2 separate regions of the Homo sapiens genome follow, and region 1 is linked to region 2. The links are chromatin loops, found by intact Hi-C in ENCODE. Cell type or tissue: thyroid gland. All regions are shown on one strand. Links, peaks and the distances in the headings refer to the core of each region. The heading gives the core; the rest is flanking DNA.

Region 1 (8,295 bases), core at 1-8,000, 100 kb after region 2:
CGCGGGGCGGGCGTGCTCTCCGCGGAGAGTTAGAGGAGTTGCCGAGCTGAGCTCCGGTGGAGCGAGGCGCGGAGCTGGGTGCGCGCCGAGCCTCTGCCTCCCGCCGCCTCCTCGCCCTCCATTCCTCGCTCCCCGTCTTCTCCCGGCCACACCGCCACTGCTGCCGCCTCCCTGGGAACAGTAGCCGGGGGAGGGGGACTGGCGCGGTCAGAGCCTGCGAGGAGGTGCGGGGCGCCGGGGCGTAGGGGAGCGCGCCGGGCCCTGCCCGAGATCAGATAACAGCCGGCGGGGGAGGGGGTGGGCCGGCCGTGCTCACAGCCGGACCGAGGGACCGACGCCAGCCGCCCCGGCCCAAGCGAGCGCCCAGCGGCCGGGGGCGCCGTCCAGGCGCGCGCCCCCGACCCGTGGCTGGACCAGGGCGATCCGCTTTGCAGAGAAGACGCGCCCCTCGGCATGGAGCGCCCCCGGGAGCTGCCCTGAGGCGGTGGCGGCAGCGGCGGCGATGCAGCCAGCGCGGCAGCTGCCGGGGCCAGGAACGGCCGCCCGGAGCTTGGAGGACGCCGAGCGCGCCGCGCCCGGGCCACTGACCGAGGTAAGTGCGCGGCCGCGGGCGCATGGTCCCTCCCGGGCCCGGCCCCAGTTCCCCGCAGGCCGCGCCTCGCCACTAGCCCGGCCCGGAGCTAGCACGAGGTTGTGCAGCAACAGGGAAGGTGGAGCGGGAGGGTGTTTTCTTCCTCTCGTTTTATTTTTTTCCCTCCCTTGGTGAGACATCGGAGGAAATGCTGACTGCGAGCTTTTCTTTTCCTGCCATGTCTCCGGCTACCACCACAAGGAACTTTGCTCCTGGCTAACCTTCGTCCTGGGGGGCGCTCCGGGAAACTTTGAGGAGCCCTCGGCCCCCCTCTGACTGGTTTGCACTAGGGGGCTCGGGAGGGAGCGTGCGGAAGCACTCTGGCGCGCGGCACGGGTCCTACGCGTGACCTTCCCGGAGACCCCGCGATCGAGGTGGGGTTCGGAGGTGGGCGCCCGGGCTATATGAGCCGCCCCGAGAATGCCTCCCGTCAGAGACCTGCGGGTTCTTGGAGTCGTGTCTCTTTCTCACCTCCCGTGCTGTAATGGAGTAAAAATATTCTGGAAATGATTCCATGCCAGCAAGTCAGCCAAGTCCAGAGGCTCCCTTTTGCTTTTAGAAGTCGGCCTTGATCTCCGAGGGGATGGCCGCTGGCTGAGAAGCTCCCAGGGTTTCAGGGCCAGGGTCCACCCTGCGCGCGCACGGCCTCTCCGGGTGCCCTGGGGGAGCGGGGCGGGAATCAGGGGCTCATGGGCAGAGACAGCTGGGGTGGGGCGCTCCTTGGGGGGTTCAGATGGGAGTTGAGGCCCAAGCGAGTGTCTGTGCCTCGGTTTTGATCCAGCGTGCCCATGTCATGTGAATATTTTAAAACCTGTGATCAGAATGGGGGTCAAAGTGTTTCTTTGGGGACGGTCTTGTTCTGGGAGGTTTTCCTGCCTCCTCACAGCCTGGACTCGCCCGCACCTGGGACCTCCCCCTCCCCATTTCCCAGGGGGCGTTCCCATCTTAGAGTACCGCGCTGCCTGTGGCCATTTCTAGTTTCTTTTTTGCTCCCCTATACCCAGGTTCGAGCCCTGCAATAAAGCGCTGGGGACCTCCTGGCTCCCACATCTGCGCCCCAAACCCAGGTTCACAGGCTCCGTCTCCGAGAGCGCCGAGGCGCCCACACGCCACTGAAATCGGCAGCCGCCTTTGGAAGGTGCGAACCCGGAAGGCGTTAGCCTTGGGCCTAGCCTTCGCCCCCTCTGAGATGCCAAAGGAGAGCCGGTCCCTGGCCGCGCGGCTGGACCCCAGCCTCCCTCGCGCTGCGCTGCACCTCCGCGGCCCCTCCTCGCGCAGCTCCGCCCTGGACCGCCGCCCTGTGGCGGGCGAGGGTCAGAGAGGGGAGGTCCATCTCAGCCCTGGGCGCCACCAGAGGCTTTCGCTCTTTTTGAGGGGTACTCCCTTCTGTATTCTGAGAAGAGCCCCTCAGTGTCTGCTGGGACCGCCCCCCCCAACAAAAGACTTCACAGCGAAGTCTGCCCCTCAGTTCTCTGGTGGCACCTCCAACCAGACAGGGGACCCGAGGTTGGCAGCTCTAGGAGGGGGACCCTGGGGGCCTGCCATTTGGTGGGGCCAAGCCGCCTGAGAGAGAGCAGGGAGTGAGGGCGGAGGGCACTCACTCGAGCACCCTGGAGACGAGGAGGGTGGCTCCAGTGTGCTGGGCCACAGGGACACCCCTCTTCTCCACTGGAGGGCCGCTGTAGGCATACAGTAGGCAGTCTGTAAATGCTGGCTGTTGACCCAGAGCTGGCAGGTAGGGGCTCCAAGTCCTCTATCACCTCCTTTTTCCCCTCCCAGGGGAGGGCATGGCTGACACCCCTCATCCCCAGCACTGAAGGGGGTGGAGCCTTCTCTGGGAGGGGCAGGACCTGAGCTGTCAGTCCATCTCTGGACACTCCCCCTGCAGCTACCCCGTCAAAACCCCATAAGGTTTCCAGGCTGCCCCGGAGGGGACCCCTCCAGGAATGTGCCTCAACTGTGCTGGAAGGAAGAGGTGCCTGGGAAGTGGTGGAGGGGTATTGCCTAAAACCATGCAGTGGGTTGGGTTTGGACAGATGCCTTCACCTAGCTCTTTCCAGGCCAGGCGCTTACCCCACCAGCCTTCCTGCCCCAGGGCCATGGTGTCCCCATCCCTGGGTCTCCTTGAAGCAGGACAAAGTAACACTGAGTGGCCCTGCAACAGCAAAATAATAATGACAGCAGTGATAACAGGAGTAACAGCAGCAGCAGCACCTGCAGCTCTGCAGCACTGGGGCCGGTTCTGCCTATGGGCAGTTTTCTCTGCCTAGCCAGGCCTCCGGTACCCTGGGCCACAGTTGGCAGTACCAAGCGTGGCACCCGGAGGCCTTGGCATATGGCTGGGGCGGAAGTGAGTGCATCATTACTGTCATCAACCTCTGTGGCCCTCGCCAGGTCCCCAGGCAGAAGGCTACTGGTACACACGGTGCCCACCCAGTGGCCACCCTCACCCCCCCTGCTCCCAGGCCCAGCTCTGGGCTGGGCCCTTCCTCCAACAGGTGCAGCTGGTGCCTGTGGCTGGGCCCTGGCCAGGGCTTTACTGTGAGCGACACATGGGTACACCTGCCCCTCCCCGGGCCTGCCCTTGGAGCCCTGCCACCGGCTAGCGTGGAGGAGAGTCAGGGAGGGGGCAGCTTGCGGGCAGCAGGAGGGGTGGAGGCTTGGCTGGCCACATGGAAGGTGCGGTGGGTGGGGGCTCAGCCCCACGGGATGGCTGTGCCGGGAACTGGCAGCGTGATGGGGACACGGCAGCAGGGAAAGGCTGAAGATGAAAGAGAGCTGGCCTGAAACTGGGCCGTGTGCAGGTTGGCCAGAGCTTCAGAGGCACCATGGGGTTGGGGGTGGGGGGGGGCCTGGCAGAGGCAGGTGGGTTTTCTGAGGTGCTGGGCTCGGGGCAGGACCAGAGCCCCCGCTGGGCACTGGCCAAGGACCCAGCCCTGGGTCAGCTGACTTAATTTCCTAATGGCCTGCCAGTGCAGAGGGTGGCATTAGCTCTATTGTGCAGACAGGGATTGGAGGCCCAGGGAGGCACTGGAGGCACCAGCCTGTGGGGCTCAGACCCAGAGCCCTGGTGCTTTCCCAGGGACAGAACTGCACCTTCCCCCATTCCACAGACACACCCCTCAGGGGCATTTGACTGCCAGGCTAGCTTTCTCCCTGCCTTACCACCAGGCAGGTCCCACACAGGGCCTGAGGCCTGCATGCCATCCCAGCTCCCGGGAGCTGTATTCCTAGGACCTAGTTAAGCCCTGGCACAGAGTAGGTGCCCAGTAAATGCTCGATGATTCCATGTCTGGACTGCTTCTTCCAGCCACAGAGGCCTTGCTGTGCTGGTGAGAGCTGTGGGGGCTGAGTTCTGGGGCTGGAGACCCCAGGCCCTGTTGCCTAGCTGTGGCCCCTGTGCTGGGTAGCCATACAGAAGTGCTTAATCAATGGGCATTGCATACGGGGAGACCCAGCCCCTGCCCTCAGGGATCTCACTATCTCAGAGGAGACTCTTGGACAGACTCAGGGGGGCAAGAGAGGCAGATGTTGCCACCAAGATGGGGTCACTCTTCCTGGCCTCAGTTCATCATCTGTGAAGTGGGACTGGCTCCGGAGAGTGCTCAGGATGGGGCAGTAGGAATGTGAGACTTGGAGCGTGCCTCTGGGAGTTGGGGGTGGGGAGGGGCTGGTCTCAGTAGAAATGGACGTGTGGAGAGGGGGATCTGGGAAGGAGGGGGTGTGAGCATTTGTGGAGCCAGAGCCTGGGGAACTCGTCATTTCCCCATCCAACCTTCCCTTGGACATGTAGGGAAGCAGGCCCAGGGCAGGGCAGCGAGTTGCTGTAGCAGTGGGCCCCAGATGGCAGTGGGCCCCAGATGGCAGTGGGCCCCAGATGGCAGTGGGCCCCAGATGGCAGTGGGCCCCAGTGCAGGCCTCCTGTTTCCTGGTGTGTCCTCAGTGTCCCCTAACCCCAATCACCACCACTGGTGCTCCACAGCTCACTCCTTCCTGCCTGGCTGCTGAAGTGGCAGCATGAGGCTGTGGAGACCTTGGGGACCCCCGCCCAGCCCTCTAATTAGCCTTCAGCCATGCATCATTGGACATGGTTCCATTTGCTTGGCCAGATAGGAGTGGGAACCCCTTTCTCAGCTGCCCCAGGGAGCAGTTCCGCCTTGGCTGTGCATTAATGCTGTCCTAGGGTCAGTGGGCACAGCCTCCTGGATCCTGCCTGACTCCCCCTGCCCACCTGGACTGAGCCCTCCCTCCTGCTTGGGCAGCCAAAGCCTCCCTCTCCTGCCCTCACCTGCAGCCCAGGCCTCTTTGAAGGACTCAGGCTTGGAGAGGGGCCAGGGAACAAACAATAAAGCTTATGGAGTGGAGGCTTCTACCAGAGCCACTCTGGGCCATTGTTCCTTGAGCACTTTCTATGTGCCTGGTGCACTCTGGGTGTCAGGGCCCTCTGTCGATTCCCACCACACTCCTCCCTGGGACCCTCAGGGCCCTGCACAGTCTGGCCTCACTTCCAGGACTCTTGCTCCCTCCCCGGGGCCACGCTCCTGCTTGCCTTGCTGTGCTTCCAACAGATCAGGCCCACTCCTACCTCAGGGCCTTTGCACATGCTGCTATCTCTGCCTGGAATGTTCTTTCCCAGATCTCTGCACGGCCCCTCCCTTACCGCTTTCATGTCTTGCCCAGATGCCACCCTCTCTCCAGGACCTCCCCTGATTCCCCTGTGGGACACTGCAGCCTCCCTTTCCCCCATGTTCCTTTTCCTGCTTTATTTTTCTCTGTAGAACTTAATGCTATCTGCCACAATATATTTTATTTGCTGATCTTGTTTACTGTCTATCTTTCCCTTGGAATAGGATCTCCTCTTTTTGGACCTATTCTACCACAGCTGTGTCCCCAGTGCCTAAGCGGTAGGCAGGAGATGGCAGGCGCCCAGTAAACACAGAGAGTGAATGGGCTGCTTCAGCCAGGCCTGGTGCCTGACATGCAGTGAGTGCTTGGTAGCAATGGTAGCCAGCATTGTCAGCCCATTCTGCAGATGAGAAAACTGAGCCTCAGAGAGGTCACTGTCCAAGAACTGTGGCGCTTGTTGGTGGACAGAGCTGGATTCTGACCTTTTCTCTGAGCCTTTGGCCTGCCATCTGTCTGTCTGGCTGAGTGGGAGGGAGTTGGGGCTTCCTTCAGGCCCCTACTCTGGGTGGAGTGCTTTATATCTGTACCCTCACTGCTTCAAGCTCCAAGCCCTGTTGTGTCCTCTAGCACTTGGCCTGCTTCAGCTCAGGATGTCCCCATCTGATTCCTTCTGAGGATCACAAGCCGTTCCCATTGCAGATCCCAGCAAACTGAGGCCTGGGGCGTGGGGCCTCTCATATCTCAGCTGATGGCTGAATCCTTTCTCCTGCCTTCAGCATACATGTTTGGAGGGCGGCTGAGGGGATGGGGCTGGCAGGGAGGGGACAGTGTCTCTGTTTCTTGCCCAGTTAAGCATTCCAGACTCCCCACGGTCATTGAGTTTCATGTCAATGCATTTCACCTCTCCTTTCCAGTCTTTTTTTTGGAACATGACACCCACGTTATAAAATGTTTAAAAATGTTTATGATTTGCAATGATCAACTCCAGCGGCTTTAGTGGCCAGCAGTGATCACCTCTGCAACTATAGAGACTGGCATGCTTTCTGCTTGCCTGAGCACTGCCCGTCCCTCCTCCCCTGGATGTCCATGTTGCCTCAGAAAAGACAGGGCTGGTGGCCCCTTTTGTGGGGAGCAGATAGGTTCTGGTCCTGGGCCTCAGCCAGGTGTGCCCGGTTGGCCAGGTGTGCAGCCAGGTGTGCCAGGATGGGAGATTGTCTCCTGGGGCTCACCTGGGGAGTGGGGGCAGAAAAGGAAACCAGGTAACATGAGGACTGGCAGCAGGGATACTTCTCAGCCCTCCCTGCCTCCACCCCAAGGGTGTACAGGAGGGTGCGACGTGACACCTCCACTGTGGGAGCGGGCAGCCTGAGGCCAGAGAGGGTCCCCACAGCCGGAGGTCACACAGTTCCCGGAGGAAGGCTGGGGCGCAGCCTTGAGGCCACAGACCCTCTGTCCCTGATGCTTCCAGGCAGCTTTTGGGGACTTGGCAGGGGAGGGGCCGGGGAGAAGGGAGCATGTGGAGACTGAGATGTGTATGATAGAGAGGATGAAAGGCCGGGGGCAGGAGAGGTCAAGGGGGATGGAGTGGCCTGGTGGCCGGAGGTGTGCCCTTGCCCCTGCCCGCCCCGCTTGCTCCAGCTGCAGCCGGGCCCGAGCTGGCGGCTCCAGGCCTGCAATTCTCCAGCACTTAAAGCAAAAATAAATCGCTGCCAGCAGCTGGCGTTCTGTGTGGCAGCAGCCGAGCCAACCCCGCCCCGACCCTCTGCCTCGGGGCTCCTGGTTCCGGGCCAAGCCAGGCTTCCATTCAGGGCTGGGGGGCGCCGAGGCCAGAGAGGGTCCAGGGGAGCTTGGCGTGGCCGGAGGGGGCGGGTCCTGGCATGATCACAGGGAGGGCAGAGGCAGATGGAGACCTGGGGCTTCCAGGGGTGCTGGGATCTGGGGCAGGTTGGGGATGCTCAAAAGTGGGGCTTCTGACAGTCTTGGGTCTTGTGGAAATAGGGCCTGGGAGGGGCAAACTCAGGGGTCACAGCCACCTGTTTGGCCCTGGGGATCCCCAATCACAAGCCACCCCCAGCCTGTCCCCTGGATGTCCCTTTCTTTCCATCCCCTCCTTTCCCTTCTCAGAGAATCCTAGAGGTCCTAGAGGTCAGGTATTTGCGTGGTGAGCTTTGAGGATGCAGGATTTTGGCCTCATTCCTGAGCTCAGCAGGTGGCTGGGGATGTGGCCTGCACAAGACCCCTGCCCTGGGGGGCTGACATCTCAGTGGGTGGGGCAGGATGAAATAGACAAAAAACACATGAGCCATCACGGGCATTGTCATATTTTGTTGAATATAACAGTTTTTAATTATAAGAGTGTTATGTGCTCACAGTAAAGTGATAAACAGTTGTAAGGGGAAAAGTGAATTTCTCCTCCTCACCCCCTGCCTCCCCCACCCCCAGAGTTTCTTGTCCTTGGGGTGACCATCATTAGAGAGGCTTCTGGGTTTCTCAGTGCTTATGCAGACGTGAATAAGTAAATGGAGGCATAGAAACGTGCTAATATCTAAGTTGCCTTTTTTTAAATTCGTATGGGACCATTGCATACATGTCATGGCGTCCCCTGCACTATGCGCACTGCTGTGTGGTGCCCGTGCCCACTGGACCCAGGGGGTCTCATCCTGTCGTCCTGGGCATGGATTGAGGGCTGAGTCTTGGGACTGTAGGATCTTTGTGGCATCTGAATGCACAGAGCCACCGAAGTCCGTGAGTCATGGGTTCTTTTCGTTGTCATTTTAGCTGCGTTGAGACAGAGATCCTGGATTGCAGGATTTGGTTTAAGTACCAGGAGAGGTACCGAGTCCTCGCCTGGGTGCCTCCTTCGTCACATCCCTCTGGGAGTTGGGATAATCCAGATCCCCTGCCTCCATCCCCAGAGCTCAGAGGGTCTGGGGGGCTTCAGAGTCGCAGCCTGGGGCTTTGGGACCTCTGGGTGAACCTGGCTCCCACTCAGGGCAGAGTAGACACGCTGGAGCTCGGAGGGGAGGCGCTCATTGCTG
Region 2 (8,270 bases), core at 271-8,270:
CTCCTCTGCTTCTCTGCTCCTTCGGTCTTGTGTGCTGGGGACACGTGGGCCTTTCCAGTTCCCTGCAGCCACCTTTGGTCTGTAGGAAGGCAGTGGCGCAGGGAGCGGTGGGAGCCCGGGTCTGCAGGGCTCAAGGTGGCGACGGCGAAGCGGTCTGCCCCACCCGCCACCCCCACCCGCAGGATGCGCATCGCCAGTGCAGCCCGGGTCGTGGCCCCCCAACAGACCCAGTCCCGCCGCGACACGGCAGCAGCACCTCTTCGCCGCGACACGGCAGCAGCACCTCTTCGGCCCTTTGAGCTCTTCCCTCCTTATTTCTCAGTCTCATGCTACACTGCGATTCTTTTATTTATTTGCTATTTTAGGCAGTATCCGCCGGCTCTCTACCATGGACACTCAGTGAGGATTTGGTTCTCTTAGGTATGAACCCTGTGCTTCACCTCCTGTGAGCTCCAAGACTCATTTCATCAGTTTTGGGATGCATCAGTATTTGGTGTTTACAGTATTATGGTTATGTAAATATTGTTCCCAGCTGAGCTGTGCAGTACATTGTGACAACATTTTCCATTTTGTGTTGTTTGTTTTCCTGGGAATTCATAATAGCCTGTTTTCTTCTTGCATCAAGCTGGACACTCAGTGGATCCTTTCAAATCTGGAGACATGACCTTCGGTTCTGGGAAGCTGGAAGGCACAAGTGCTGTTTTTACAAGCTCTGAACTCATCTTGTTTCTGTCCCCACCTGCCCCCCCACTTCCAGAGGGACCTTGTGACTCCCAGGCTATGTATCTGGGGGGCCTCTGGCCTTGAATGGTTCCCTCGACATGCAGAATTTGGTTGCAGCTTCCTCCACTCTGCCTAGGTGATTACTATTAATTTTCCAGCTTCGAAAATTCTGTAGGCTGGATGCGGTGGCTCGCTTCTGTAATCCCAGCACTTTGGGAGGCTGAATCAGGAAGATCGCTTGAGTCCAGGAATTCAAGACCAGCCTGGGCAACGTGGCAAGACCCTGTCTCTACAGAAGAATTTAAAATTAGTGGGGTGTGGTGGCGCACGCCTGTGGGCCCAGCTACTCTGGAGCTTGAAGCGGGAGGATCACTTGAGTCCAGGAGGTTGAGGCTGCAGTGAGCAAAGATTACGCCACTGCAATCCAGCCTGGGTGCCAGAGAGAGACCCTGTCTCCAAAGGAAAAGTTCTGTAGACTTTTTGTCCTTGCCATTGACTTTCTTTGTCATTGACTTTCTTTATAAGTTTGCGACTTAAACATTTTTCCTTATATTGTCATCTTAGTGGGGTTTGGAGAGGGAAAAGAGAAAAATATCCCTGTTAGTTCCATGTTAGCTAGAAGTCCCTCTCACTCTGAGCATCTACTATGTGCCACAGCCTATTTTAAGCCAGCCCTTATCCCCAGTTTCACATGGCTCTTTCTTGTCACCCAGGCCTGAGCAGAGAAGACACCTCCTCCAGGAAGGTCTCCCTGACTACCCAGTGCTTCTCTGCTACATCACTCAGCTCTACTTTGGTTCATAGCCCTTACGGCTTTTCGAAATTATTTTATAGATTTATGTTCATCCATGCTGAATTTGCCTTATTTCTCAAGCTCCTCTAGAAGGCTTGCCCCATAAAGGCAGGAGGTCTTCACTGCCCCATGAAGGCAGGGACCTTTCTGTCTTGGTTTTCACTGTATCCTCAGTGCCTCCCATAATGTCAGGCAAAACCAGATGCTCAGGAAGCATATGGAACGAATGGATGGGTTTGAGCGTGACACAACTTCAGGATTGCTTAAGAAAATGCTGATAGTGGTAGCCAGGCGCGGTGGCTCACGCCTATAATCCCAGCACTTTGGGAGGCCAAGGTGGGCAGCTCACGAGGTCAGGAGTTCGAGACCAGCCTGACCAACATGGTGAAACCGTGTCTCTACTAAAAACACAAAAATTAGCCGGGTGTGGTGGTGTGCGCCTGTAATCCCAGCTACTCAGGAGGCTGAGGCAGGAGGATCGCTTAAACCCAGGAGGCGGAGGTTGCAGTGAGCTGAGATTGCGCCACTGCACTCCAGCCTAGGTGACAGAGTGAGACTCCGTCTCAAAAAAAAAAAAAAAAAAAAAAAAAAAGCTGATAATGGTCCAAGCTTACTGGGAACGAAAGACCCTGCCATGAAAGGGTGAGACACTCATCGTGGGAGGGACATAAGCCCAGGCTTGGATGGCCGAAAAGGGACAGAAGCATTGATGGGAACGGACAGGGTGACCTCCAAGGCCTGGCTGAGACAACTCATTGGTTCACGGTTACTTGGCTACTTCCTGGCCTAGATTAGAAAACAGCACTTTGAAGGCAGATATGCTGGATGCACCCGTGTTGTGGAGTCAGCCCCATTGGGACGCTTTTGCCTCTCTTCTCCCTGGTTGTGTGATCTCACGGGCAAGTTGCTTCATCTCTGTGTCTGCAGTACTTCTCACCCATCATGGGGCAATAAGAACAGCCCTGTGGTCTTGGCATCTAGATAATGAAGCACAGGATTGAACTAAAAAGGCTGACACACAGTAGGCTGTTACAGTGATGGTCTGGGTTAAAAATCTGGTGTCATCCTTCCTGGTGGTGGAACCTGGGCAAGCGCTTGAAGCCTTGGGCTTCTGTTTCTTCATCTGTAAGATGAAAGTCTAACCACACCCACTTCCCTGGGATGTGTGTCAAGTCACGAGGCCTGGCATGCAACAGGTGCCAGTAAGTGTTGTCCCCTTGACTGCCTCCTGCCTGCTGGGCAGGAAGTGCTAAGTTTGAGAACCCTGGGCAGGGAGACACCATGCTGAGGCTCCTTGGACCCCTGGACTGGTGTTGGGGACAGCCACAGGGTTGTTCGTGCAACCCTGCAGGGAACCGGGCAGGCCAGACTCAACTGCTCTGTTAGAAGCAGAGCTGGTGGCTTTCCAGAAAGCAGTGAAGGGAGCTCAAGGGGAGTTTGTTTTGCTCGGAAGCAGGGTGTTGCAAAACACTTTAGTGGAAGTGTGGGCAGGAAAAGGCAGGGAAAACTATCTCCATCTGACAGAACAGATTTCAAACAATAGCTCTGCCATTACCAGCGGTATTGGATGCTTCTGGGCACCTCTCTGAGCCTCGATTTTCTCATCTCTTTAGTGGAGATGATGATAATACTAGACACCTCGTTGGGACATTGAAAACTTTCCTCCACTCCGCAAGTATTCACTGAGCACCTACTGTGTGCCGGAGACACTGCAGTGACCAAAGCAAAGGCATTGCCCCCGTGCAGCTTGCATCACAGTGAGTCCATAAGATGCTGTGCTTGGAGGGACTAGCACATAGTAGGAGCTGTAAAAATAGGACTTGCTGTTTTGCTAGTGGAGCCAGTCACTTGTGTGAATTCATCTTTTGATATTTGAGAGTGATGATGATTTAAAGAAAGCAGGTGAGCCTCCGTTGAGGTTTCCTTCTCTATATTTCGACTTCAGAACCGGCCCCTGAGTAAAAGATGCTCAGGAACCACATATTGCTGCCTCCAAGCTTCTCAAGTTTTCACTTTTCCACCATCACCAGCATGGCCTGATGCTGTTCTGGGGAGAACCAGTCACAGGCCCTGCTTTCAAGCAGCAGGAGTCGTATGGGAGAGGCAGACAGGGGCGCAGCCACTGACAGGGCGGGTGAGCCATGGTGAGAGGGGCTGGGGCAGGGGCACTGGGCAGAGCAGTGTCAGGCAGGGCCTCCTGTCCCACCTTCAGAATTGGGCCTCGAAGGAGCGGAGGGAATGTGTCAGGTCGGAAGGTAGGGAAGGGCATTCCTGGCTAAGGGAACAGCCTTTGCAAAGAAAGGTTCAAAGAGGAAAGCTTGAATTCAGAGTGGCTGGACTGGGGGATGTCTGGAGAAGTCACCAGGGGTTGGAGTGTTGGAAGTTGCCCGCCTAGGGAGCCAGGGCAGGACTTAGAACTTGGCCAGCCGTGTTTGGGAAGGCTCTGGCTGCAGTGTGGAAGGCCTGGGGGCAGGCAGCACAGAGAAGAGGAGGCTGGATGGCCGTCAAAGCAGTGAGGGCAGTGGATCCTGTGCTCCTGGGCACTCTAGAGCACTGCCGGGCCCTGGTCACCAGAGGGCGCTGTGGGGCAGCAAGCAGTGGAGGCCCCAGCTGGTGGCAAGGCTATGCATAGACCATGTGCACCGCTGTGCCTGTGGGTTGTGTCTGTGGACGTGACCATGTGGTCCCTCCACATGAACGTACACACTTGTGCACCCCCTTGTGTCATGTGTGTGTGCATGTGTATTTGGGGTGTGTGGACTTGCACAGGTGTGAAGGGGCACGTGGGAGTGAGTACGTCCAAGGGGGTGTATATAGGTGAGAACAGGGACTCCTCAGCTCCCACCACCCAGCCACATCGGTCTCCTTGTTACTCGCCTACAAGCCATCCACCTCAGGGCCCTTGCACAACTGTTCCCTCTGCCTGGAATGCTTTTCCCCCGGATCTCTTTGTGGGTCCTTCCGTTAAGTCCTTTGGTCTCTGTTTATGTGGCACCTTCCAGGGAGGCTTTTCCTGACCTCCCTCCTTAAAATTATAGCCCCCATGTCCAGACACACACCCTGTCCCCTCCCCTACTTTCCCCCATAGCATTTGTAATAATTTTTTGTTTTTTGAGACAGGGTCTTGTTGCCCGCCAGGCTGGAGTGCAGTGGTATAACCTTGGCTCACTGCAGCCTTGACCTCCTGGGTTCAAGTGATCCTCCCACCTCAGCCTCCTGAGCAGCATGCCACCATACCCAGCCAACTTTTTTTTTTTTTTTTTTTTGTAGAGACGAGGTTTTGCCATGTTGCCCAGGCTGGTCTCAAACTGCTGGGCTCAAACGATCCACCTGCCTCGGCCTCCCAAACTGCTGGGACTATAAGTGTGAGCCACCATGCCTGGCCTGACATAATTTGACTTAGGCATTTTGCTTGTCTGGCTCACACACCAGGTCATACCTCCCCAGGGAGTTGTGTCCATCTTGTTCAATGTTGTGTTCTCAGTGCCAGTCACACAGTAAGTGCTCAATGAATATCTGTTGAATGAATGAAGGAGCTGCCCACATCCTGGGTTTGGGTCAGCCTCTCTCTTTTTTTTCCCCCATCATCAGTATTTATTGAGCATTTACAGTGTACTAGGCACAATAGAACATACAGAAAACATTTCCCTGCCCTTGAGGAGCTTACATTTTAAAAGAAAAAATACACCTCTTTTAAAATGGCATTTTTGTTTGGTGTTTTCTGCAAAGTACCGAGGAAATATTTTGTAAAGTGATGCTTTGGGTATAACTTAGCCCCATCATTATTTAAAGAATAGAGGAAGAAGAAAGAGGAAGGATTTTAAAGGCAGACAATGACAGACCATTCAGGATAGGTAGGGTTTTAAAGGGAGATAAACACAATCTCATCGACTAAGGAGAGATTTGCTGTAGTAAATAGGATGAGGGAAATAGTCTGTGGGATGCAAGCAAAGGAAGCAGGGTGCCTTAGACATTGATTGGAGCCAGAAAGATCATGCGGCCTTTTTCCAAGTACATGGCCACCAAGTAGGAATGGTTGGTGACAAGACAGAAGGCTAAAAAAGGAAGGTAATCTTGTGCACCTGACAAATAGAAAGAATAAAGGATCAAAATCGAAGGCAGGCTACAATAGTATCAAGAAATTCTTAAAAACCAAAAAGTGATTTGGAAGCACAAAACTTATAGTTAATGCTATTGAGTCAGCCTCTCTTTACAGCCTTCTGTCACCCCAGGTCCTGCCCACCTCAGATCATGCTTGCATCCTGACTTTGGCCACAATCCTTCCCATCCAGAGACTCAGTTTCCTGCATCCACAGAGAGCAGGTTTGGGACTTTTCTCCTAGGAATCAAGGTAAGAGGCAGCCTCTTGTGACCCATGTCAAACATTTATTCTGCTTTCTGCATGGTCATGGAGTTCCCCAATCTGACTGTGCCACTTACAGACAGAAAGAAATCAAGAGATGTCACTATAGCAAGCCAGCAAGAGACCTTTGTCTCTGATGGTTCTTGATGGTACTTCTTGAGCTCCAGTGGTGCAGCTGTGCATCCCAGTCTGGCCCTCACCTGGTCCTCATGTGTGGCCCTTTTTACATCTCCAACCCATTGCCTCTGCTGTTCCTTTCCAGGGATGCTCTTCTTGCTTCTCTGCCTGGTAAGCTCCTACTGGTCCTTAAAAGTCCAGTCTCAAAATCACCTCCTCTGAGAGGCCTTCCTTGTCCCCACCCAGATGGAGATGGCTGCATCACCCAGGCACCCTCCTGGGACTTTTGCTCATGCATCTATTTATAGCACTCACATGGAGTTTTGTGATTCCTGAGCTGTTTATCGGGCTCCTGACTAATCCCCAAACTCCTTGTATGCGAGGGCCTGTCTGAGTCATCTGGCCGCCAAGGAGGTTGGCACGGGACTGGAGTCGCTTCACCCTGGTCTGTGGATGCTTTCCTCCTTCCTTTTTTCATTCCTCAAATATTTATCAGGCACCTACTATGTGCCTGGTTCTGGGCTATGCATTGGGAACACAGCAGGGAATGAGGCTCGGATGGTCTGGAGGGAGAGCTGTGTTAAAAACTGAGTCAGTAACAAAGACATCAGCAGCATAAGTGTTGTGCCTCAGTCTGGGGACCATGATGAGAAGGCCTCTTAGGGGTGTTCATTTAGGAAGCGGTCTGAGGGATGAGAGGGAACCAGCCCCAGGAGGCTTGAGTGGAAGAATGTTCTGGGCAGGAGCAGCAAGGGTGAAGCTGCTGCGGCAGGACCATCCCTGGCACATTTGAGGGGCAATACTGAGACTCTTGAACATCCCAAGAAGCAGAGTGCACAAGGCGGAGTGTGGCCTTGTGCAGAAGTCAAGGCTGTTGGCCAGTGCCTGAACCCAGAAAACTCGCTGGACTAGCCTTGCAGTTCTGGTAGAAAGGAAGCTGCTCCTGGATGCCCATTTTACAGACGGATAAGCACAGGTCACCAGGGATGATATGGCAAGGATGGAGGCAGCCCACAGTGTTTTCAAACTCACATTTCCTGGGCACCTAGTGAGTGCCAAGCCCTAGGCCAGGTGTTTCCACTCCTGAACTCATGAAACGCTTTCAGAGACCTTATTGTCCCCATGGGATAGGTAAACTGAGGCACAGAGCTGCTCAGTGACTTCTTTAAGGTCATCCAGCTAGTAAGTGGAGGAATTGGTATTGGAACCCATACCTATCTGAGCCCCAGACTCATGATTTTCCATCCCACTGCCTGGGAAGGGTGAACAGGAGACGCAGGAAGAGAATGGTGATGGCTGCAAGGCTTCCCTCTTATCTCCTGTGGCTCCCCACTCTGTGCATGGGGCCCTGCATCACCCCCACTTTACACCTGGGCAAGCAGAGGTCAGGCCCGGCCTCAAGCCTTTCTAGCAGGTGGTGGAATCTGCTTCCCTCACGTGAGGTCCCTGACAGGGTACACATGTCTGCCTGGAGGCCAGGGGCTGACCCCTTGACCTTTGCCTGGTACATTCTGCCTTCACTAGCCCTGGCTTTACATCCAGAGTCATCTGTTCCCAGCGCCAGATTGGTCAGCGGTTCCTGAAATCCCCCGAGGTTCCGTGTGGGAGCAGAGGGAGGACTGGCCCATCCAGCCATTATGCAGATGGGCAGACTGAGATCCTAGGAGGAGAGGAGAGAACGAAGGTCCAGGAGAGAGCCAGGATGGGGCCTCGGGGCTCGCGGGATAAAATGCACCGCATGCCGCCTCACTCCCTCTGAGACACGGTTTCCCCCTGTGTAGAACAGGGGCAGCAGTAACCAGCCACGAAAACTCCTCGTGCTGCCTCGTCACCGGGCATCGCTGAGCTCACCACCGACCCCGCGCCCTGGCCGGGCGCCTGGAGCGCGGGCGCGGGCGACGTTTGCTGGCGCCAGGCCCTCAGTGCGTGTTAGCGAGCAGCGCCGGGAGATAGCTGTCACCGCCGCCCGCTCACAGATGCGTAGACTGAGGCTCAGGTGTCACCACCTGACCAAGGCTAGTTCCGCTACAAAGCTGCCGACTCGGATCCGAACCCGGGTCCAATTTACAGAAAAGGAAACTGAGGCCCAGAGACACTAGGGAGCTTGCTAGGGTGAGGCAGCTGCAGGTTCAGAGAGCCAGGAGGCAGCCCAGCAGCGCACTTTTAACCCCCGCCCACTTCGGCAGGCCCAGCCGTGCCACCTTTAGGGATCTCGGGTTTTTTCCAGACGACGCACCCAGGAGAACGCGCCCGCGCATCGCACCCGCCGGGGCT

Evidence for each region. A loop is a pair of places that touch in the nucleus more often than their neighbours do. Peaks named below come from ENCODE experiments on the same cell type or tissue, not always from the same donor. Only the 100,000 strongest peaks of a DNase experiment are listed, where the experiment ranks them.
Region 1: a loop joins it to region 2, with 2.7 times the contacts of the local background. A loop is called at or near these places in 11 of 110 quality-filtered maps.

What each region holds. Positions count from the first base shown.
Region 1 is chr17:21,376,322-21,384,616 of GRCh38, forward strand. It overlaps KCNJ12 (potassium inwardly rectifying channel subfamily J member 12), which reads left to right and starts at 36. Exons shown (of 3, transcript NM_021012.5): 1 at 36-592. In thyroid gland, for the core only: no CTCF peak of the experiment used is centred there; DNase peaks (open chromatin) are centred at 3,220 and 5,000; H3K4me3 peaks cover 1,808 bases.
Region 2 is chr17:21,276,089-21,284,358 of GRCh38, forward strand. No RefSeq gene overlaps it. Among named protein-coding and RNA genes, the nearest start is that of MAP2K3, 4.5 kb to the right of the region's middle. RefSeq lists enhancers at 3,919-3,998, 7,695-8,195 and a silencer at 8,082-8,270. In thyroid gland, for the core only: CTCF peaks have their summits at 2,754 and 4,088 (motif pointing right); DNase peaks (open chromatin) are centred at 2,703 and 4,113; H3K4me3 peaks cover 833 bases; H3K27ac peaks cover 1,327 bases.